Regions from separate parts of the Homo sapiens genome. Here region 2 is linked to region 1. Evidence: read pairs that join two places in POLR2A ChIA-PET (ENCODE). Cell type or tissue: PC-3. All regions are shown on one strand. Each heading gives the region's core, and the rest is flanking DNA. Links, peaks and the distances in the headings are about the cores only. Region 1 overlaps BCAR3 (BCAR3 adaptor protein, NSP family member). Region 2 has its middle 40 kb from the start of BCAR3.

Evidence for each region. ChIA-PET counts read pairs that join two places held together with the same protein. Peaks named below come from ENCODE experiments on the same cell type or tissue, not always from the same donor. Only the 100,000 strongest peaks of a DNase experiment are listed, where the experiment ranks them.
Region 2: POLR2A ChIA-PET joins it to region 1 with 10 read pairs; 7 of 35 experiments call an interaction of 5 or more read pairs at or near these places.

The regions. Positions count from the first base shown.
Region 1 is chr1:93,651,105-93,663,514 of GRCh38, reverse strand. The region is part of intron 2 of BCAR3 (BCAR3 adaptor protein, NSP family member); the gene reads left to right. Among named protein-coding and RNA genes, the nearest start is that of BCAR3, 25 kb to the left of the region's middle. RefSeq lists an enhancer at 431-1,630. In PC-3, for the core only: no CTCF peak of the experiment used is centred there; no DNase peak of the experiment used is centred there; H3K27ac peaks cover 1,561 bases.
Region 2 is chr1:93,715,643-93,728,052 of GRCh38, reverse strand. It overlaps a transcript of BCAR3 not described here. Among named protein-coding and RNA genes, the nearest start is that of BCAR3, 40 kb to the right of the region's middle. RefSeq lists enhancers at 10,724-10,843, 10,854-10,923. In PC-3, for the core only: no CTCF peak of the experiment used is centred there; DNase peaks (open chromatin) are centred at 6,862 and 10,852; H3K27ac peaks cover 3,960 bases.

The DNA.
Region 1 (12,410 bases), core at 2,361-10,360:
TGACCTCTGACCTTAACATCTTTCCAGGTATCATGTTACTTTTTCTCCTTGACTTGCTGACTGCAGGTGGCACTTTCTAGATAACCCTTTCCTTTGGACCTGCCTTCTCTGTGCTGCCACTTCCTCTGTGCTTTCCTGACCTTGGACCCTGAGCCAGACCCAGGGAAGGTCGGGTCATGCAACCAAGGTCCATATCAGAGGGTGGCTCTGGGCTGTAAAGAAACAGAGTGCAGAGTGAAAAGAGGATTGTGAAAAATGTGAAGGGTAACAAAAGGGCTTTCAGAAGTTATGTTTGGAACAATAAGACCAAAGAGAGGGGCTTGTGAGAGAAACCAAACTGCTAAGCTTCTGTTCAGCTTGCATTTTTTTCCATCAAGAAATGACTTCTCTGACTGGAAAGGGTAGGATAAATGTGAAGCAAGAATCGCTGGCCTGGAGTAGATGAGGCCATGACAAGAGACTCTAATGCCACCCGATAAGGTGAAGCCCCAAAGTCCAAGAAGACTGAGGGAGTGTGAGACTGAGATCATCAAATCATGTGATGTTGGAGGAATAATGGAGTAACAAGAACTACAGGAAGGATGCAGGTGGATACATAGTTTAATTTTTAAAAAAGGATTTAGAGAGAGAAAAGCTACAAAATGATAAGCTTGACATCGATCTCAGGAAATATTCTATTATAAAGTGGATTATCAAGACAACGATTTTTGAATACTTGATAAAGGAAGCAGTCATCGTTAGTAGCTATCAGGGCTTTGCTAAAAGCCAGTCATACCAGATTAACTTTAGTTCCTGGGGTTACTTGGTTGGAAGCTTAGAAGAATGTTGAGAAGGCATGCATGCAAATCAGTCACTGGTGCTATCCGTGGGGTGAGGAAAATTCAGGCTAGATGATAATACAGGAAGCACGCTGGAGGCTGTGTCCCCTGTTTTCATCAGTTAAAAAAATCTTCTAGACAATAATATTGGCATACAGATCACATACATGAATGACAAATCTAGGGGAATTGTTAATAGGTCAGAGCAACAGAAATGAGATTTTTTTTTAAAAAAAAAGAGATCTTGGTATTTTGAAACAGCAAACCAAACCTAGTTGAATACAACTTGAGAGGGAGAAAGAAAGACTAGCACCAGAGTCCAAAACCATTCATTACAAATGAAAGTATGGGGTTTGGCTAAACAGCCACACACGAAAAATATTTCAAGATCTGGAGAACTGCAGCCTCAGAATGAGTCAGCAGCATGCTATGGCTGTTAAAGAAGCTCCCGTGATTTTCAGGAGCATTAACTAAAGTTAATATTCTGACCATCGGAGTTGGTCACACATGGCTGCCCAAATCATACCTGGTGAATTGTTTTTAACTCTAGACATCAGAAATGGAAGGTGAATCTGCCCCTGACTGCAGAGCAGTGAGCTTCTGTTTAGACCTCTCCTGCTTTGAAGCACTTCTATTGCTTTAATCATGAAGTATCCCTAACATTCTTCTGTATTCGTGAAAAGGAATTTCTCGCATCACGTGTTAACCCTGGGTGCAGAATATAAAATGAGTGTCAGCCTTAATCCTGCTAACTGCTAGTAAAACATACTTTAACAAATAAGATCAATGGGTATGTTTTAAGATGTGGAAGACTGAATCTCTTCTCATTTATTTTGCAAGGGGATGAAACAAAAATATTTAAGCGCACATCTAGAAGTTTTATAGTTCTCTGTTTAAAGCTACATTGGGGCTGGGCGCAGTGGCTAACACCTGTAATCCCAACACTTTGGGAGGCCAAGGTGGGTGGATCACCTGAGGTCAGGAGTTCGAGACCAGCCTGACCAACAGGGTGAAACCCCGTCTCTATTAAATACAAAAAAATTTAGCCGGGTGTGGTGATACATGCCTGTAATCCCAGCTACTTGGGAGGCAGAGGCAGGAGAATCTCTGGAGCTCGGGAGGCAGAGGTTGCAGTGAGCGGAGATTGCACCATTGTAATCCAGCCTGGGGCAACAGAGCGAAACTTCGTCTCAAAAAAAAAAAAAAGCTACACTGGGCCAGGTATGGTGGCTCACCCCTGTAATGCCAGCATTTTGAGAGGCCAAGGCTGGCAGATCACTTGAGGTCAGGAGTTCGAGACCAGCCTGGTCAACATGGTGAAACCCATACCGTCTCTACTAAAAATACAAAAATTTGTAGGCCGGGTGCAGTGGCTTACACCTGTAATCCCAGCACTTTGGGAGGCTGAGGTGGGTGGATCACCTGAGGTTGGGAGTTCAAGACCAACCTGACCAACATGAAGAAACCCCGTCTCTACTAAAACTATAAAATTAGCAGGGCGTGGTGGCGCATCCCTGTAATCCCACCTACTCGGGAGGCTGAGGCAGGAGAATCACTTGAACCCGGGAGGCGGAGGTTGTGGTGAGCGGAGATCATGCCATTGCACTCCAGCCTGGGCAACAAGAGCAAAACTCCATCTCAAAAAAAAAGAAATTAGCCAGGCATGGTGGCGGGTGCCTGTAATCCCAGCTATTTGGGAGGCTGAGGCAGGAGAATCACTTGAACCCGGGAGGTGGAGGTTGTAGTGAGCCAAGATCGTGCAATTGCACTCCAGCCTGGGCAACAAGAGTGAAACTCCGTCTAAAAAAAAAGAAATTATCCAGGCATGGTGGCGGGCGCCTGTAATCCCAGCTACTTGGGAGGCTGAGGCAGGAGAATCGCTTGAACCTGGGTGGCAGAGGTTGCAGTAAGTCAAGATCGTGCCATTGCACTCTGGGCTGGGCAACATTGCGAGACTCTGTATCAAACAAACAAACAAATAAATAAGCAAGCTAGCTACATTGCTTTTAAATTTAGCAAAGGCTATATGCACAATATTCCCCTGCCTGCAGTAAGAAAGTAACTCTTTATTGGGACCTTAATATGATTCCCAACATCAGTAAATAACCTGCTAATCTAAGCACACACTAGCTGATATTTTTCCAAAAATGTCATTTCTGCACTCACCAGGCGTGTCCCATTTTAAGCCTGTTTGTTTTCTCTTTTTCCTGGTAAACAGATAGAAATGGCCCTATGGTAAACTCTGTCTGTTCTCTTGGTTATCTCCCTGATTAAGTTTCTCCCTGGTATTTTAAACATGTTCAGAGAGATTCATTTTCAACAAGATCAGCCAGCCTCTCACAGTATCACTTTGAAAACATCTGGTCTCATTGGGGCTGGGGAGCCAGGCGCTGCTCTGGCAGCAGTGCTGTTCTGTTGCTGAGGGAGTTCTGTCTGAGGCCATCACAGTTCGGTCGCTGGCCTGTGGCTAAATTATCTCCTTAATGAGGGGGCCTGTCAATCCAAGAACAACATTTCTCTCTTGTTCCCTCTCTCCTTCCAATGTTTTATTCCCTTAGTGAACTCATAGAGTGTAGTGGGAGGAAGGTCTAGGTCTTCCGCGTATTAGAGAAAACACACACACACACACACACACACACACACGTTCATTTATTCAAACCAACATACATGGAGCAACTGCACGGGAGGTACAAAGGTGAATACAGTGTGGTCCCTGTTCTTAGTGAGCTCATAGTCCAGTAAGGGACATAGACGGGAATACACATGGTATATCGAATTGTAATTGTTTGTCATCACAAAGTTTTATAATTCATAGGAAAGGAGCACTGAGGAGATGTCACTGATTGTATGAGTTGTGTGTGTGGGTGGGGGTGGGAACGTGTGGTCAGAGAAGCCAGGGATGAATGAGAAGAGGATGGGGACCCCAGGCCTATTGATACAGGTAATTCCAAGTAGTTAAATTTGCTGGAGTGTAAGGAGCAAGGTGAGGAGATTAGGCTGGTGAGTTGGGCAAGACCTTAGAACCGTGATTGTCATCTAAAAAATATAAAATGAGAATGCTAGACTGTCCCATGTAATAACCTTATCTAATAGAACATTATTATACTTATATATGTAACCATATATATAATATATATTTCTATTATAGTAGAAGGAATATTGTCCAGTAGATGCAAAATCTTCATAGACTTAAAGCCGGTTGCTGGCCAGGCATGGTGTCTCATGCCTATAATCTCAGCATTTTGGGAGGCTGAGCAGGGAGGATTGCTTGAGCCCAGGGGTTTGAGAACAGCCTGGACAACATAGCAAGACCCCATCTCTACAAAAAAATAAAAAATAAAAAAATTAGCCAGGCATGGTGGCATGCGATTGTAGTCTCAGCTACTCAGGAGGCTGAGTCAGGAGGATTGATTTATTTAACCCCATTAGGTCGAGGCTGCAGTGAACCAATGTTGCACCACTGCACTCCAGCCTGGGCAACAGCAAGGCCCTGTCTCAACAACAACAAAAAACCTGTTGCTATCTCTGTTTCCCCTATCCCTTCATTCCCTCTTATCCCCAGCTAAGATTTTGAGATGTTGCTGAAGCTTCATGCTGGAGAACAAGGGGTGAAGCCTCTGGATTCTAAGGCCATATACACATGCAAATGAGCGGAAGCCCCCAGTTTGCCTGTGGAGGGCACACTGTCTCCCAGTTGTGTAGTTCACCTTTCCTGATTGTGTGACATACCCTGGTGCATGGGTTGGTTAAATGGTAGACTAGTGGACTCCAAGGCTGAGGTGTTTGTTCCTCATGGGCCCCACTGCTTCTGGTAAACAGAGAGGTTCAGCCTACTGGCTACACTCATCTTAAATCTTGTTGTGTTACATTGTAATTAAGTGTTCTAGGAATGAGTTCATTCAGGATGAATAAACACCAGCAAAGCAAGAACTCCATCCAAGACATGTAAGCCTTCTAGTCCCTGCCCTCAGTAAGTTCTAAATCTAAGGTTTTTGCATAGCGCTTTTATATCCAAGAAACTTGCTCAACTTTCTTTTTTGTTTTTGAGACAGGGTCTCACTCTGTCGCCCAGGCTGGAGTGCAGTGGTGCCATCTCGGCTCACTGCAACCTCCACCTCCAGGGTTCAAACAATTCTCTCATCTCAGCCTCCAGAGTAGCTGAGACTATAGGAGTGTGCCACCATGCCCAGCTAATTTTTGTATTTTTTTTTTTGTAGAGACGGGGTCTCACCATGTTGCCCAGACTGGTCTTGAACTCTGCTCAACTCTCTTAGTAGCTCTGCATAGATTCTTTGTGTGTTCTATGCAGACAGTCATCATTTGTGACTCATTACTGTTTTGAATCATTACAACCAGTTTTGTTCTTTCTTTTCCAGTCCTGATACCTTTTATTTCTTTTACTTTATTTAACTGTACTGGCTAAGACCTCCAGGACAATGTTGAAAAGAAGCAGTAACGGACTGGGCGCGGTGGCTCAAGCCTGTAATCCTAGCACTTTGGGAGGCCGAGGCGGGCGGATCACGAGGTCAGGAGATTGAGACCATCCTGGCCAACATGGTGAAACCCCATCTGTACTAAAAATACAAAAATTAGCTGGGCGTGGTGGTGGGCACCTGTAATCCCAGCTACTCGGGAGGCTGAGCCAGGAGAATGGCTCGAACCCAGGAGGCGGAGGTTACAGTGAGCCAGGATCATGCCACTGCACTCCTGGTGACAGAGGAAGACTGTCTAAAAAAAAAAAAAAAAGAAGCAGTAACAAGCGACATGCTGTCTTGTTTCTGACTGATTGATTTTAGTGATGCTTCTAATACTTCACCATCTAGAATGACACTTGCTGAGGTTTTTGGCAGATACCCTTTTCAGGTTGAAGCAATTCTCTTGCATGTCCAGTTCATTAAGCTTTTTTAATTCCAGACATTATGAAAAGGTGAGGATTATTTTTTCTTTTTCTTTTCATTTTTTTTTTTTGTGGGCCATACATCAGACTTAAAGGATTCTTTTAATGCTTTTTTCATCAATTCAATGTTCAAAATTATTTTTCTCTTTTAATCTGTGAATGTGGTAAATTGTATTAACAGGTTTTCTCATGTTAAACTGTATATGCCTGGAATAAACTTTATTTGATTATGATATATATTTTATACATTCTTGGATTTGGTTTGTCAATACTTTTTTAGGATTTGTTCATACCTACTCATGTGATATTAGCCTATGCTTTTCTTTTACTGACTTTGTCTGTTTTTGGTATCAAAGTTATAATGCCCTCTTTTTTGTCTCTGGAAGAGTTCATATAATTTTCAAGTAATAAATAATTCCAAAGTTTGGAAGAATTTGCTATATAGTAAAACTATATAGGCCTGATATTTTCTTTGTGGGAAGATATTGAACTACTTCTTCAGGTTTTTTTAAATGTTTATAGGATTATTTTGATTTTCTGTTTCAGGGAACCAAAAAAGAAACCTATTGTCTCTACACAAATGCTGATGGGAAAAAATAATGGCAATAATTTTTCTCCTAAGAATCCATAACCACGGGTCAAGTCTTTATGTTGGTTGGGAATTCAAATTCCTATTACCTGCTTTCAGATAAATCCAAAATAGAGAAATCAAAGTGTCTGGGTTGGCAGTGCCCACTAGTAACGAAACAATGCAAATCTTTTTTGGATGAAAACTTGCTCAACAGAATGCTACTCAGGTTATCCACAAATTTGGCTGAATGTAAATTCCCTTTCAGAAACAACCATACACACTGGAAAAGAAGCCCCAAAGAGTGAAAGTCAGCAGAAATAACAATAGCCTGAGACCCACAAAGACTTTAGATATTAGAGGCCGGGTGCAGTGGCTCATATCTGTAATCCTACCACTTTGAGAGGCTGAGGCAAGAGGCTCAACATAGCGAGACCCTGTCTCTGCAAAAGATTAAAAAATTAGCTGGGTGTGGTGGTACATGCCTGTAGTCCTAGCTATTCAGGAGGCTGCAGCAGGAAGATCGTTTAAGCCCAGGAGGTCGAGACTGCAGTGAGCTATGACTGTGCACTGTACTTTAGCCTGGGTGACAAGTGAGATAGTCTCAAAAAAAAAAAAAAAGACTTCAGATATTGGAATATCAGATACAGGCTATAAAATAACGATGTATGGTACATTTTTTTTTAAAAAGATAAAATCATAAGTGGTCTCAGAATAAACAGGAAAATATAAAAAGAACCTACTATAATTTCTAGAAATAAAAAACTATAATCAATAAAAATATAAAACCCAATGGCTAGGTTAAATAATAAATTAGATATGACTGGAGAAAATACTTATGAATTAAAGACAGAAAGTAATCACACAGAACATAGCACAGAGAGAAAAGGCAATGGAAAGTATGAAAGAGACACTGAAGGAGAAGGAAAAGCCCCAAGTACATTTAACCAGAGCTCTAGAAGGAGAAAATTGAGAGAAAGGAAAAAGCAATGGTCAAATTTTAAATAATAATGAGAAATGGTAAATCTTCACCTAGACACATTGCAATAAAACTAGACCACCAAAGACAATGAAAAGATCTCAAAAGCAGTCAAAGGGCAAAGAAAGCACAGTAACAATTAGACTGATAGCAGATTTTCATCGGCCAAAAGGGAAGATGAGGCACTTAAAATTTTGTGCCTATCAAAACTATTAAGAACAAGGGTGAATACAGAGACTCCTAGACAAATGAAAACAGAGAATGTCCTGCACGAAGAAGGAAAAGGATGCCAAAAGGAAAGCCTAAGATCTAAAAATGCATTCTTAACTAGTGTCTGCACAGCTCCCTTGTTTTGTTGTTCTCTGCTTTTCCTTCATGGGTTGACTATTTTTGTTGGTCTGAAGGGATCCCTTAAATGTTTGTCATGTTTCATTGTACTTTTTGGGAAAGATTTATGTGTCCATAATTTGAAGGATGTGAAAGACTCTCCTAAAAGAGCTGATTTACCAGTTGAGAGGGAAGGAGAGCTTATTTGCTATTCAGTAGTTGTGTGGCAGCAGTCATATGTGCACTGATAGCCACAGAAGTAAGTAGTAATGAAGAGAATTCTTATTTATTCAGATCCCAGTGGTCTTGAAAGTTAGTATAGTATAGTGCTTGGAGGCAAAGGTATTTGCTAATTCATTGTTAACAAATGGATTGAGTGCCTGCCATGTGCCAGGCATGATCTACTTAGTTTCCTTGGAAAGAATTCTGTGGGTGTCCTTACCTCTCTCTTCCCTTTCACTCACCAAAGCCAGTCATTTATCAAGAGCTATCTATTCTTGGAAAAATTTCTTAAATCTGTACACCATCCCCCCACCTCCCACACTCTAGTTCAAGTCTCATCATCATCTCTCATCCAGATGATGCCAACATCCTCTTCTTTGGGCTTTCTGAGTCTATCTTGCCCTCCAGCTAATCTGATTTCCATGCTGCTGCAGGGGGACTTTTCAAAAACACAAATCTCTGGTTATTTTCCAGCTTAAGATCCTTCAATAAATCCCATTGCTATCATGATAAAGTCTAAGCATGTTTGTGTGGCATCCAAGCCCCTTGTGACCTGGCCCTGCCTCCTCTCCAGCCTCAGCTCCCAGCCCCTTACTGTTCCTGCTGCTGCCCCGAACGCTGCGCTTAGGTTTATTGTTCTCTTACTCAAGAATCCAGCAAATGCTCACTGGGCAACTGCCATGTGCAAAGCACTGAGGGTACCAAGGTGAGTAAACTGGACAAAGCCTCACCCTTGGAGGGTTGTATTCCAGGGGAAAGATAGACCCTGAGCAAACAGACATTTACTATAATATCAGGTATGATGGAAAAAAATAAAGCCAGATTAGCAGATAGAGGGGAGTGGTGGGGCAAATCTAAATAGGCTAGGTAAGGAAGGTCTCTCGGAGGAGGTGGTGTGTGAACAGAGACCTGAATGGTGGGAGGGAGCAAGCCCCTGAGTATCTGGGGATGAATATTCTGGGCAAAAGAGTAGTCAGTACCAAGGCACTGAAGCAGAGGCAGGCTTGGCATGTCTGAGCAACAGGAAGAAAAAGTCAGTATGTGACTGAGATGGAAGAGTGGAATAGACAATGAGCATGTTCATTTTTCTTTGCTGTGTAACAAAAACTTGGCGACTTCATACCCATTCATTACCTCACGGTTTCTGTAGGTCAGAAGTCTGGCTTAGCTCAGCTGAGGTCTCAGTTCAGGGTGTCCCACTTAGGATGTCAGCTCTGGGGAAGAATCTGCTCCCACACTCATTCAGGTTATTGGCAGAATTCAGTTCCTTGCGGTTGTAGGACTGAAGTCTCTGTTTCCTGGCTGTCGGTGGTGAGGGCAGCTCCCATCTCCTGGAGACCACTTGCAGTTCTGTGCCATAGGCCTTCTCATAACACTGCACCAGCGGCAGGGTCCCTCACATCAGATCCCCGTCATACTTCATGTCAGGCCCACCTGGGTGATCACTGTCTCGTAACATCAACTGACTTCAGCCCTTAATTCCATCTACAAAATCCCTGTGCAGCAGCACTAATCTAAACACCAGACTAATTTTTGACTGAGTAGCTAGGGGATAGGAATTTTGGGGGGCTGTCTTAGGAATTCTGCCTGCCACCATGAAGTTGGACTGGTGGCTGGGGTCAGGCCAACCAGGCTCATAGGGCATGGTGAGGACTTGAGGGTTTTGTTCTGATGAGGTGGGAGCAGCCTGAGTAAGGACCATCGTGGCTCTGGGTAGAGAGCAAATTGTGGAGCTGGCGAGATGCAGAAGGTATTGCAGGTGTCCAGCGGGAGATGATGGTGGCCTGCGCTCAGGTGGCATTGACTCCTGAACAGCTTGCAGTCCCCCAAATGTACCATGTTGCCTTGTGTCCCTATATCTTTGCACATGCTTCTCCTGTTGCCTGGAGCATTTCGCATCACCACCTACCCCATGTGGGGCTTCTTCACTGAAACAAGTCCCCACTGAGTGCTCCAAACCTAGCTCAGATGCTGCCTGGAGGCCTCTCCACAGTGTTTCCCACCCACTGGCACCTTCTCGCCAACCTGAGCTTTGTTGGGTCTGTTAAGCTGTCTTCCGCCCTGTGCTGTAACCTCTCTGGAGTCAGGGGCTTTGTGTTTGGTTCCTGTGTTTCCATTGTCTAGCCTAGTGCATGGCATATTATAGATGCTTGATGATGTTTGTGGGCTGAATACAAGAACTATGGGAGATGACTGGGCGTAAAGTAGACATGTTACGACTGTTGGAAAGCTCACCCTGTAGAGGGAAAGAGCATATATAAAAAAATATACAATACAGTGAACTGGAATACAGACACCATGCCAAGTGCACACAGGAGGTGTGCCACCTCTACAGATTGCTAGTGTGCGTGGAGCTTAAAGGGAGCCTTTATCCTACTCAGTCTGCAGTAGTTGGCGCTAGCTTTTCACATTCCTCCATTGCATGAAATATTGATAGTATTGCAAACAATTCCATTTTGTTATATCTAAAAACATTTGTTTGGCAATACTCTTAGCCATTAATTTATTCAATAATTAAAGAAGTAAACAGTCATTCATTTAAAACATTCTATAACTTAAGACTGACAAGTAACCTTCCTTCCCTATCTGTATTTCAACTACTTGGAAAAGAAGGTCTGTACTAGTGAAATTTTGCTGAAGAGTAGGACCTCTTAATTCAAAATAACAAACACTTACAGATCAAGTGTCCTTTTAAGAGGGAGGAAATTGTCAATCTGGTTACTAATGAGAAACAAACTAAAATAGTAAGAATATCATTTCTGCGACTCAACTAAACATTTCTAAAGTTTGAACTTTAAAAAGTGGGATGCTGGAAAGAATGATTTAACCAGAGTAGACACAGTGATGTTATTTAAAACTTCATAAGCTTAAAAGCAAAATAATGAGGGAGTCCAGTTTCACCCTGCTGGCTTCCCTGTTGGCCATTCACAGTGGGGCAGCGTGCCTGCCAGGAGGGGCCGAGGTGCCTGCCAGACCCTCCGTTGCAAGTAGAGATGCACCCACCATGGAATCACAGGGTGAGGACTCATAATTGGCATAAGCCAAAAAAAATTATAAAAAAAAAAAACCTTTTCATTTATATCGCCAAGTTTCTCTGTTTGTTTTCTAGTGATCTGTCTTAGAGAATAGAAATCTGTGGTGCAAGAACTGTTTGCTGTACAGTCTTGTGTAAATAATTGGATATTCTATTTCCAATTAGAGGCTCGGTCTATAGGGCCAACTGTGATGTTTTCTAGCTCCCTGGAAAGGGTGTCTGGGTGTGGAGAATGTCTTCTTTTTGGTTAGCAGCGATTGGGTGGCTGGCTGGGAAAGAAGTAGACACAGCATTTCTGCATTTAAATATAATTTTAATTTGGTTCAGATTTTTTAAAGCTTTTGGATTTGTAATGCATTAACTTGGTTTTATGATACTGTCCTTGTATTCTTTCCCATGCTTCTCTAAAAAGGGTGAGGAGAATAAGCAGATCCAGGACCCCTTGGAGCCCTGTAACTAGAATCTGAGAACACTTGAACTCCTGTTTGCTTTCAGAACAGAATGAACAAGGCTCCCGTAGCAGGCCTTGCTGGGTTCACCTGGGAGCAGCACTAAGAGGGAACTTTAGTCTTATCCTTTTCTCGGCTCTCAAGGCGTTTTAGATGAAGAAAAGCAGAATAATTTCATGGGAAGTGCCAAATACCCCCTCAGAAGTTCTCTGGGTAGTTTGCCTAACTTTTTTTGGCCTCACTGCCAGAGAGCACCGCTGGTTTGTCTGTGTGTGGCCGCATGGGCTAACATGTTGACATGGGGAACCCGGTGTGGATGCTTCCACAGGCCTGATGAGATCAGTGCTGACACGGGCTTGGGAGGCATCCTAAATGTGATGCCGCTTCTCTTGGCTTCCCTTTTATAAAAGGGGGAGGGGAAGGGAGTGTAGGGTAGGGGTAAGGCCAGAGTGGGAGAGTTACCTGGCAACTTCTCTGTGCCTTTTTGTAGCCTCAGTGTTGAATGGTCAACTGTACATCTAATCGACTTCTTTAACCATTACTCCTGAGAGCCTCTAACTTGCTGGCCATTGTACCAGGACATACAGTCTAATGTAGTCCACATCTGGTTCAAACCTCAGACTCCTCTTCCTAGCTGAGTCTCCTCTGTTTTGTGGTCTGTAAGTTGAGGATAGTACCCCTTTCTTCACAGGATTATAAAAATTAAATCTTCTAATTTATGTAAATCACTAGCACAAAGTAAATGCTCAATAAATGTTTTCTTGTTTCCTAAGATAGATACAGTCTCTGCTCTCACATGCTAGCTTTTTCCAACAGTCTGGACAGAGGACCATCCAGCTTCCCATCTGCCAGATGACCATGGACCTTCACACCCATCTTGGAAGGCAGTTCATCCCATTTTCAGATGGTGTAGTTTTTGGAAAGTACTTCCTTAAGTGAGGTGAAAATCTTCCTCCCCGTAGGTCCCTCTGGCTGTGCCTAAACGGAATATTTGCTCCTTCTTCCATACAGAAGTCCTAAGCTGTTACTGACAAGCAGCCTGTGTCTACCTTCTCCCCAAGCCCACTCTCACCCAAGCTAAATGTTCCTCTTCCTTTTGGTTCTTCCCATGTTATG
Region 2 (12,410 bases), core at 2,921-10,920, 64 kb before region 1:
TTGCCTCTCCCAGCTTCTGGTGGCTCCAGGCGTTCCTTAGTCTGTGGCAGCATCACTTCAATCCTGCCTTGGTCTTTGCATGGCTTTCTCCCCTGTGTCTGTTTCTTGCCCTGTCTCTTCTAAGGACTTGCCATTGGATTTAGGACCCACCCAAATCCAGGATGTTCTCATCTTGAAATTCTTAACTTCATTACATCTGCAAAGATAGTTTTTCCAAATAAGATTATAATTACAGGTTTCAAAGTGGATGTGTCTTTTGGGGGGGCCACTATTCAACCTGCTGCATACACCAACATATTAAAGTGATTATATCCCAGGGTGGGAATGGGATTTATAGGTAACTTTAATTTTCTTCTTTGTACTATTTTGTTTATTCCAAATTTTGTACAGAAGGCATGTATAACTTCTGTAATGGTAATTTTTTAGAGTTGATGGTTTGACCTAAAGTGTGCAGTCTGGATTAAAAGGTACCTGCCTCGTGAGTGGAGGGCAAGAGGTAATGGCCACAGATAGGCTGAAGGACTCTCCCATTACAAAATGACTGGATCCCAAATTCTTGAATAAAGTCCAGTTTTTAATACATTGCCGAGCTTACAAGAAGTATGGTGAATCCCTAAGTTCTCTCCCAGTCTTTTCTGACCCAAATTCAAGAGTTGAAACTAAACCTGGGTAAAGCAGTAAATAACCAAGAGTGAAAGTTGACCTGAGAGTAAGTGCCTATCTAGGAGCTAGTCCAGAAGAAAAAGCCTTGGGCTAGAGGTAAGGTAAGGCTGCCACATTAAATCCAGGGACCTCTTAAGGGGCTTATGTGGTTCCAAATTAATGCATCATCTGGATCTAGACAGAAGCAAATGCAAACTCCCTCTGCAGGAAAGCATCCCCACTTTAGGACCATAGTTCCACAGATTAAGACCATGACAATGCAGGCTTACAATGAAAGACTGCAAAATGCGCAAGGAAACAAAGCCACCATGTACAAGAGTCAATGGAAGGAACAGAAAACAGATTTAAAATTATTAGATAAACAAAAGCTCTGCAAGGATTTCTACAAATCAAAAAGACAACCCAAGAGAAAAGATGAAAGGAGTCATAAAACAGGCATTTCACAAAGAAAAAACACCAATGTTTGATAAACACGTAGAAAGATGCTCAGCTTCGTTAGTAAAGGAAGTACAGGCTGTTGATAAATACAAAATCAATATACAAAAATTAATTGTAGTCACCACCTGTGGGCAGAAATTTAGTGGTTTGTTTTTTTAAAAAAGATACTACTGCAAAGCAATAAAAGTAGTGTATTTCATAGAATCTAAGACACCATCAGTGATACGATGAACCACGACTTTATGCACTCTAAGAAAGGAAAAAGACTGCCAATTATAATTGCAAGATGCCATCAACTATAAGACACAATCCAGATTGTGGGCAAAAGTGTGAGAGCTATGTGGAGAAAAGTATAACTTTATCCAAAGGTACTAAAGAAGGCCTAAAAGTCAAGAAGTAATCTGAGTTCATAGACAGGAAAACTCCCTATCACAATTACATCAGCTTTCCCTAAAATAATTAATTAAAGCAGTTAAGCCAATGCAATTCCCCTCACAATCCCAACAGAATTTTTTTTGAGACACATGACAAGATAATTCCAAATTTAGGTGGGCTGTAAAGTATTAAGAATAGCTAATAGGCCAGGCACGGTGGCTCATGCCTGTAATCTTGACACTTTGGAAGGCCAAGGTGGGAGGATTGCTTGAACCCAGAAGTCTGAGACCAGCCTTGGCAACATAATGAGACCCTGTCTCTCTCTCAAAAAAAAATATATTTAAATTGGCTGGGCATGGTGGTATGCACTTGTGGTCTAAGCTACTCAGGAGGCTGAGGTGGGAGAACCGCTGGAGCCTAGGAGGTTAAGGCTGCATTGAGCTGTGTTTGCCACTGCACTCCAGCGTGGGCAACTGAGTGACACCCTGTCTCAAAAACAAAAAAACAAAAAAAAAAGCTAATAACCTCTGAAGAAGAAGAATAAGGAAGAGGGAATTTCTCTACCAGATATTATTGACTTATTATAAAGTGGTGATCAAGATAAAATGTACTGATGCCAGAATGGAAAAACTGGCCAATGGAACAGAATAGAGAGCCCAGAAATAGACCTGCCAAATATGGAATCTTGATATAAGACAGAAGTGAAGCTGCCGATTCCTGGAAAAAGAAAGGGCTAGTAAATAAGTAATGATAATTGGTGGTTAATAAGGCAAAAAATTGGATCCCTACTTCACCTCTACCCAAATATCAACTCTTAGTGGATTAATGATTTCAATGTGAAAGACAAACCTTTAAAACTTTTAGAGAGAATACTGAAGAATATCTTTATGGCTTCAGAATACAAAAAATTCATTAGACACAGAGAGCATTAATCATAAAAGATTAATAAGTTAAGCTACATTAAAATTAATATACCACAAAGAAATAGAAAAAACAAACCCCAAACTGAGAGATACACAATAGGATCAATATAGGATTTGTTTCCAGAATATGTAAAAGATTTCTACAAATCAGAAAGAAATAGACAAACAACCCAAGAGAAAAGATGAACAAGAGACATAAGCAGGCATTTCACAAAAGAAGAAACACAAATATGTGATAAATATGTGGAAAGATGCTCGGCCTCATTAGCAAAGGAAGTACAGGCAGGCTGGGCCATTTTAAGGCCCTCACAGTCCCTATGTAATGCTTATTTCTGGAAGTCTAATCTTATAATATTTCACATACCATCATGCATCCACATCCCACATGAAATTTATTCATTCAGTATATATTTTTGAGTGCCTACTGGTGCCAGGAAATATTATATGTGCTTGGGATGTATTGCTGAATAAAGGAGACGGGGTCTCTGCCTCTGTGAGCTTACACATGAGTGGGACATAGACAATGAAGAGAAGGAGGTGAACTACGTAGAAGTGTAGTGGGAAGCGACGAGTGCTGTGGGCTACGAAAGACAAAGCAGAGCAGGGTGAGGAGAAGTAGGTAAGAGGGACAGAGGCTCTTGGCTGGTGCAACTTACCCCACAGGTGCTCACAGCATTTCCCTCACTCATCAGTTCCCTTGGACCCTTCCGTCAGGCAGTTTCAAGTACTGAAACCCCTTCCTGGGGTTTCAGCTAAGAATGGTTTAGAGGGCTAATGCACTCAGAGGTCTTTATGGGTTGGTGGGTGGAAGTGGAGAGAAACCCTTGAGGACACCTCCACCAGCCCCATCCTATTCAGATACCAGTGGCAGGTCAGGGGTAGTAAGGACATTGCATCGGCTTCCCGCCATCTTCTCCAGCACCTCCCTCTCCTGTGGCCCATCCAGAGAAGGGGCCCACCTCTCCAAGGCCCACTAGATGGGACCTTTCCCAGATGAGAGTCCTTGGACACCAGGCTGGGTGGCAGGAGGGGAGCCAGGTAGCTCAGACTGGACAGCCGGTCATCCCTGTAGACACAGGCTCACAGTGCTGCAGGAAGCAGGCATTTTCTGCAGTGTGATCCTTTGATGCACCCCCTTGCACAAGAAAGAATCTACGGCAGCTTTCTGAACTCTGCAGGCACCACTTACATGTACAAATTTGGTGGCGTCTATTCCTTGGGAGTTATAACAGTCCAACAAACAAGGGCTCCTGTGTATGAAGGCCCAAAGATAGGGCTGCCCCAGCAGCAGAAACAGACCAGGAAGGCACTGCAGGCCAGTAATGGACGCAGCCTTTCGGAAGTCCATTCACAATGGGACTGGTGTGATGGTGGCCCTTTCTTTACCAATGTCCCCACCTGAGAGGCTGGACATGGACCCCCCAGCCACCAGCGCTGGCATCCTAACTCTGGGGGCCTCGGTTCCCCTCTGTGGGGCTCCCCTCTGTGGCTCCCCTTGTTTTCACTTTGGCTAAGCTGCCCAAGCACAGGCTGCAGCTCAGTGGGATTAGTGCTCAGCCCTACTTAATCACTTTGTTGCCCCCCAACCTGTTCATCAAAAGCTCCTACTGGCCTGGACAGAGGATCAGTTCATTTCTTCCAGGTCTGCAGAGACAAAGGCACTGCTATGAGGTCCCCAGAGGGAGGTGGCCAAGTGGCTTCTCTTTCATAATGGAATTCGACATCTCCTTGTAATTAGAGACCACACAGGATGGGAAAATAAGAGCAGGGTAGCCCTTCTAGCATGAAAACCCATCCGCCTTTACCAAGAGAACTGCCGAGAGGCCCTGCATTCCAGTCCCAGCTGTATAAAACTCCTGGCCTCCTTCAGTGGTTATCACAGCCTCTTTTTCCTTTGCCTGCCTCCTAGATCAAATTCAAGGTCCTGTCTCTGAGACAAGGTTCATGTCTCAGGATCATTCAGTCCTCAAGAACAACCTCCCAAGTCTTGTTGTTCCTGAGGCTCCTGTGGCAGAGAAAGACATTTAATAAAGGCATTGAGGGGGTGGAAATCAAACAAACTAAAACCAAGTGGAAAGTCAGAATCCATCCTTAAAGAAATGTGCTCTTCCCAGGAGACTCTCCCAGGGAGCTGGTGGAAAAGACTGGGCCTGAGGACCCTGGAGCGAGGAGTCAATGGAGGATGCTGAAGGTTGAGAGGGGCACAGTGCGCAGCTACAGTCATCAGCAAAAGCAGCTTCCATCGTGGTGTGGAGGGAGCAGCCAGACCATTCCAGCACATCGCTCCTTTGAATGCTGGGTGTCCACGCCCAGATGGCCTTTCCCTAAAGGAATGCAAGCCTGTCACCATGCAGGGTATCTGTTTGCCTCCATGCCAACAGGGCAGCTCGGCCAGAGGACACTGGAGTGTGTGTTTCTATTTCAAATCTCCCTGCAAACCACTTTCCTTGCTAAGATGTGTACCCCTGCTAGGAGCATCAGGTTTCCAGAAGGACCTTATTCCTGGGGCCAAGTCAGTGTTTCAGGGAAAATTGTTTTTTTCCAGCTACACCTCTGGGACTGCCTCTGGAGCTGGGGTCTATTGGTTCCTTTCTTTCTTCCAGGCATTTTGAGGTCTTGCCTGAGAGCTTAGAGGTCTGCCCAAGCCTCTAATCACGGCTGCTTCTTTGTTCTTCAGGCGGTGACCTTTACTGACATCATCTCAACCCCCATCTATTTGAATCTCCCATTCTTTTTTCCTCTTTCTGGGTTAGAGTGAAGGATTTTACTCTCAGGGGCCTAATCCTGTCGCTCTTGTGTGTGACTAATTCCCTCCCCTCCCCCTTGGCTCCTGCAAAGAGGAAGGGGCCTGTTCGCCTGACTAGAGGGTCTGCGGCCCTTGTCAGCAATCAAAGCACAAACATATTCCTCCGGGTGATTTCCTGCCCTGAGAGCCCAGCCCGGAACACAAGCCTCCTCTGTTCCCTCACAGCCCACCAGTCCCTGGGACTGGGACTTAGGCAAGAGGATTTATGATATAGAAAGTAATAAGTCACCCTTCCAACCTGGCAACGTCTCGTGTGAAAGCAAGTTGTATTGTTGTTCAGACAATGGCTCCCAGGAGGAGAAATAGCGTCCCTCAGAGCCCCACAGTCCTCTAGTGGCTGCCTGCGGCTTAGAGTGTGCAGAGGTGACCCAGCGCAGGATGGAGGCCTTAGTATCCCCAGGGCACCCCATGGACCGTGGCGGGTCAGCTGTGGCTATCTGATTTCTGAAGTTAAAAAGCACATAATTATGGTATTGTTTGACTGCCAAGAATTCTGGGTTAATCTCAGTTTTATTTTGACTGCTACCTAAAATAGTAGCCTGTCCCCAAGGACGCAGTAAAGGCCAAGAAGCCAAAAACAGAAAGGCAGGCCTGAGCTCTAGGAGGCCCTCACTCGGGAGTTCTGGAGAGGCTTATGAGTGCATGGGATCCGGTACCGGGAGCCAGGTCACCCCCAGGCCCTCCCTTCCATAGGCCTGTCCTTAGCCACCGGCCATGGCCGCCCCTCCCCCATGGGACCTGGCCGAGACTGTGGAGAGCTGCAGGATGGCCAGTCCCCACACACCCATTGTCTCCCTATGCACTCAGGACAGTCCCTGAGACAGTGTGGAGGTCTGCTTCTGTGATTTGGGGAGACAATAATAATAATAATAGTTGTCATTACTGAGCACTTGTGATGCACCAGCCACTGATCTAAGTGCTCCTGCATATGGTAACTCCTTTAGTCCTCATAGCCAGTAGGCACTCTGGCAATCTCCTAACCTGGCCAGAGCCATATGGCTAGTAGGTGGTGGAAACAGAATTCGGACCTGAGGAACCCTTGCTCCAGAGGCCACCTCCCCTACTTTGTCACATGGCCTCTCAGGAGGTGAGCAGTGGCAGAACTTAAAGGCTCAGAAAGAACAGCTCCCATTGGAATCGGTGAGAGGCATCAGTTCCTAAGTGGAGGCCACGAGAATGGGCTTGGTGAGGGGTCGTTCTCCTTCTTGGAGCACAGATAGAAGATGTGCCTCAAGCATTCTCCACCATACTTAGGTCAGCAAACATTTACCAAGGGTTCCAGTCTGTTCTAGAGGTCTCCTGGCCACTGGGGCCTGTATCTCTAGGAAAAGTTCCGTCGCATTCCCAGGAGAATAACAATACAAAGTCATGTGTGCTTAGAGAGGAATGCTTCCTGCATGCAGTCAGGGAGGGCTTCCCAGGGGAGGGGACATTTGAGTTAGATCCTAAGGGATGCCAGGATTCTTCTGGGTTGACAAAGTAGAGGTGAACTCTCTGGGCAGAGGGGACAACCTGGGCAAACCACTGCTGTATTCCTCCAGGCTCAAGATGTTGTTCTTGAGGATTCTGTTCCCAAGGATTCTGAGCCACTGGGCCCTGGGCTCCAGTCTGCAGGGCATGGCAGGAACTGAGTAACTGTCCCCTCCCAGCTACTACTAATCCCTGCCATGCTGACTTCAGAGGAACCTTTCCTACCCTTCCTTCCTGCCCCACCTAGATGCCACCCTTCCAGTCTGAGGCATCCCTGAACTTCTAAAGTGCCCAGAGCTGCCAATCTAGCCGCTACCAGTGGCCACTATTCCAGCGGTGCTCCCAGGGTCAGCCTCGCCTCAGCCAGAAGCACCTGCGGAGCTGGCTCAGGCTAGCCCTGCTGCCCGACACCCTGATGCACTCCCAACCCTGCTCCACTCCAGCCACCTCCTGCCCTGCTAATGGCAGGGCAGGCAGACACCATGAGAGCGCAGGGCCTGGGAGTTCCGGCAGCTTCTTCATTCTTCTCCCCTCCCCACAAGTGAGAAAAAGACACAAGGAAGGCCAAAGGGCCAGGCCCTCAGGCCCAGGGTGTGTAGGGGCGGGTGGGTCTGTGTTCCTCTGGCTCCGGGGAGCATCCTCCTCCTTTCTACCTTTTGTTTGTAGTTGTTCATTTATTTTAATAAAAGTGATTCTGAGTTTTTATTAGGAAAAAACAAACACACAAGGAACAAAGGCAGTAGGAGTTTTAAGTCTTGGCCTGTGGAGGAGGCAGTCGCAGCACCGGAGCATCGACCCAACTTCGGGTCTCCATCAGGCGCTGTGGTCTGGGAAGGCGAGTGGCCATGTAAGGCACCACTGTTCAGAGAGACCAGGGTCTGGAGGCAGAAGCCCCTCTACTGAATGCTCCTGCAGGCCCCTGTATCAGCAGTGAAGAAGGATACTCCAAAGTTAGGTCCTGTTTTGCCCAAGAGCACACAGCCAGGAAAGAGTGGCACCAGCCTCCAGAGTCCAGGATCTTTCTTTCTGCAGTATCTCACAATTTCAACTTGCCCTCTTTGTCTTAACACTTTTTTCTTAAAGCCTCCAGAGGAAGCCTTCATTCAGAGATGCAATGTGCAGGGGAAGCTGCACGTCCACAGAGCTGAGGCCCCAGGCAACCCAGAGCATCCTAAAACCCTGTGGAACTTCAGGGGAGAAACAGGTGGAAGGAGAGGCCTTCCCAAGGAAGTGAGGCATAGCCAGCTGGCAGCCACCACCTCATTTCTTTGAGAGCTTCACAAATCCCAGTCCCTTGCTTGACTGAGGATTTTTATAAGAAAGACCCACGGGTTTATTCTACAACATACCAGTGCCCAGGAAAATTACATGAGCCCAGAAGTTCAAGGCAATAGTGCACTATGATTGTACCTGTGAATATAGCCACCGCACTCCAGCTTGGGCAACATAATGAGATTCTGTCTCTAAAATAAAAAATTGTAAAATTCAACTTTGAGCAAATCATAAGTGAACATTCAAATCTTCATGCATCAAGGGACCCAATTCCTCTTCCCAGAAGGATCAGAGATTCTCTCTCCATCAGAATTGCCGTAAACATGAACATCATGAAACACTTGCTGATTGTCTATGTACAGGTTCAAAGGACTTCTCCACTGCAGTTCAGCATTTATCACCAGTGCTTAGCTCGTTAAACTAATTATGTGCCTGCATTTCCACATTGAAAGTTTAAATATAGAGGCTGGGCAGGGTGGCTGACACCTGTAATCCCAGCACTTTGGGAGGCCGAGGCAGGCAGATCACGAGGTCAGGAGATCGAGACCATCCTGGTTAACACAGTGAAACCCCATCTCTACTAAAAAATACAAAAAAATTAGCCGGGCGTGGTGGTGGGCGCCTGTAGTCCCAGCTACTCGGGAGGCTGAGGCAGGAGAATGATGTGAACCCGGGAGGCAGAGGTTGCAGTGAGCCAAGATTGTGCCACTGCACTCCAGCCTGGCAACAGAGTGAGACTCTGTCTCAAAAAAAAAAAAAAAAAAAAAAAAACAAGAAAGTTTAAATATAGAGACTAACTTACTCCTTTTTAATTTCTTTGTCAAAGCAAAAGCTGATGCAATAGAGGGCCCTCATACAACATGGAGCATCAACCATTTGCTAATGGCAGGGTCCCAGCTGGACCTTCCAGAGTAGTGGGCTCTATGAGAACCTGGAGATGAGAGTGGGGTTTATTTGGAGGCTTCCCTTTCACCCAGAAACGATTTTACAGGCGGAAAAAGATAAACTAATAAACCTGCAACTCTATTGGTGGTCTGGGGAGGCAAGTGGCCATGTGAGGCACCATCATCCAGGAATCCATTGACATCTTTTTGAATATACTTCAGCTGGGCGTCATGGCTCACACTTGTAATCCTAACACTTTGGGAGGCCGAGGCGGGCGGATTGCTTGAGTTCAGTAGTTCAAAACCAGCTTGGGCAACATAGGGAGACCCTGTCTCTAAAAAAAAAAAAAATACAAAAATTAGCTGAGTGTGGTGGTGCATGCCTGTAGTCCCAGCTACATGGGAGGCTGAAATGGGAGGATTGCTTGAGCCTGGGAGGTTGAGGCTGCAGTGAGCCGAGATCATGCTACCACACTCCAGCATGGGGTAACAGAGCCAAACCCCGTCTCAAAAAAAAAAAAAAAAAAAAAAAAGAAAAACAATGTAGTTCAGATGGTTGTGAAAATTAGACAGCATTTACTTTATGGCCAAGCATCCTGGAGGGACTTTACATTAGTTCACTTAATCTTCATGACAGCCCTTTAATGTAGCTATCATCTCCATTTTATAGTTGAGGAAATTGAGGCCCAGAGGTGTGAAGTAGTGCATGTAAGGCCACAGCTAGGATATGGCAGAGCCAGTAGTTAAGCCTGACCCCAGAATCCCTGCCCTTCTCCCATCATACTGCTGTGTCCTGGCCCAGCATCGCTCCTCACACTGCAGCCTCCCTCTGCACCACATGCCAGCGCTTTCTCACCCTGCTGCATTAGTACGCATTCTACCTTCATCTTTGGGGTCTAGTGGTTTCAGTCTTTCTAGGGAGAGTCTGATCATATGTATCAAAGTTTAGAAAACTACTTCTATCTTCCTTCATTTTCTACCTGCCCAAATTCCATTTATTTTACCAGACTCAGGCCAAATGACATGTCCTTTGTCATGAAACTTCTCCTCATCCTCTGATTGGAATTCAACATCTGCTACAAGAATGCAGGAGTATGTTTAAATTTATTATTTTATTTTAAGAGCTGTGAACGCAGGAAGTTTCCAGAGAAAGTCTTTAGACACTTGGAAATATTAAATGTGACAAACAGAACCAAGTAACAACCAAGTGAAGTGAACTTTAGGCTTCCCTGTCTTTTTAGAGTAATCTGCAAATGAACAGACAAAAAGTTCAACCCTCTGCCACCATAAATAAAAGAGATTTGCAATTGCTTTGATTTTGTTTTTAATATTAAGCTTAGACCCCTCCAAAAACGCAGGCCACACTCTCAGACTCTTACGCAATTTTCCACAATGAGCAGCCCCAATAACAACCCTGCAAAGGAAACCATCCTGTCACCTGAAGACAGGAATCTGGTTGCGCACAGTTCTCTTATCTCCAATTCTTTTTTTTTTTTTTTTTTGAGGTGGAGTCTCGTGCAGGCTGGAGTACAGCGGCACGATCTCGGCTCACTGCAACCTCCACCTCCCTGGTTCAAGCAATTCCACTACCTCAGCTTCCTGAGTAGCTGAGATTACAGGCACATGCCACCATGCCCAGCTAATTTTTTTTGTATTTTTAGTAGAGATGGGGTTTCACCATGTTGGCCAGGATGGTCTCAAACTCCTGACCTCAGGCAATCCGCCTACCTCGACCTCCCAAAGTGCTGGGATTACAGGCGTGAGCCACTGCGCCCAGCCTCTTATCTCCAATTCTTACTTCCATGTAGCCCTTGGCCTAAATGCAAAATCAACTAACTTTTGCTGCTTAAAAAACTGCCCCCAAATTTAGTTGTTCAAGGCAACAACAATTTATTTAATTCACAATTACAAACTCAGCAATTTTGGCTGGGCTCAGCTGGGCCTCCTTCTGGGCTGGGCTGGGTTCACTCATGTGTCTGTGATCAAGTAGCAGGTTGGCTGGGGACTGGTTGATCTGGGGTTACTCAGCTAGGATGACTCATCTCTGCTCCATGAGGTCTCTCATCCTTCAGCAGCCTAGCCTGGCCTTATTCACATGGCAGCAGCACAGATCTAAGAGTATAAGTAGATACTGTGCGGTTTCTTGAGTTCTAGCTAAGAACCTCTACAACCTTGTAACCTCTGCGTTCTGTTCATCAAAAGGCCAGCCCACATTCAAGGAGTAGAGAAATTGATTCCACCTGTTGATAGAACTGCAAAGTGTTGTGGCCTCAGTCTGTATCTACCGAGCCCATCTACAGCTTCACCACTCGTGCACCTGCATCTCCCTGCCTGAGTGCATGCTCTGCTCCTGAGAGCATGTCCATCTCCTGCATAAAGCAGACTAGAAGATCAGAGTGGATGCCCTCCAGTCAGCCCTCAGCCAATGAGGAGGGGAGCTAATGGACAAATCCCACAAGTTCCTTTCCCTTAGATAATTTCAAGGTGTGTTCTACACAGATTCTCCAAGGCGCTGTGGGAGATTGAACCCAAGTTTCCTATGGTGGTCACCTGCTCATGAGGCACCCTTTCTCGGCATTCCTCTTGGTTGTCTCAACGTCCCCTCTACCTTACCACACTCTGGGGATCAGCTCCCTCAAGTGATCTTGCAGTACTTGAAACCAAATCCTTTTAGGGCCTGGTTTTGGGGAAATCTATGCTAAGACAGAGAGATAAGAGTCAGATCACCCTTGATCTCACAGGCCAAGCTAATGAGTTTGAATTTATCTTGTAGGTGATTGAGCTTCAGTGGGTTTTGAGCAGAGAAATTGGTGTTTTACAAACAATATTAGTGGCAAAGTAGAAACTAATAATACCCAGTTCCGCTGACTTCAGGCCAGTGCTGTGACATCAACTGTATGCTATTGCTATTTTAGGCTTTGGATGTGAGAATATGCAGATCTTCTTTTAAAGTTCATTTATTTTTGAATAAGTAATACATACACATGGTGCAAAATTAGAAAAGTGCAAAAGATCTTTTGTTAGAATCATTTTTCAACACCAAAGGAGCATTTAAATAGCCATTGTGTTTTTAGAGTGTGTTAAGACATAGGGAGCTAGCTCTTGGCTCCTTCTGAGACCACTCACTCCTGGTGGCATCTTGCACTCTCACTCCTGCAAACTGTTCTGGGCCCTTCCAACACCCTGCAGCTCGCAAACCTCTGCTGGAAGGGCAGGGGAGAGACGCTGACATTTGTGGCCCAAAGTAAACTTGGCAGGGTTGGTGGATGCCATCCTTGCTCCCTGTCACCACAAATAATTGCAAGCTGGCTGAGCGCTACTCAAACGCATTAAGGTTTGTGGCTTGTTCTGACAGAAATTGAAAAAGGGCAACGTCAAGGCCAAGCCTACAGCTTTTATCTCGGTTAGCTGGGGAGAGGAAGAGATAATGATTCACAACACTCCAGGTCTTCACATTTCTCCTGAAGAGCCACCATCTGTCTATAACGTGAGGGAAGAAGTGCTGTCAGGTTAATTGCCTTGCGTCAGCCAAACCGTCTGCATTTATTTAAATCAAGTCAAGTCCATAAATAGTTTCGA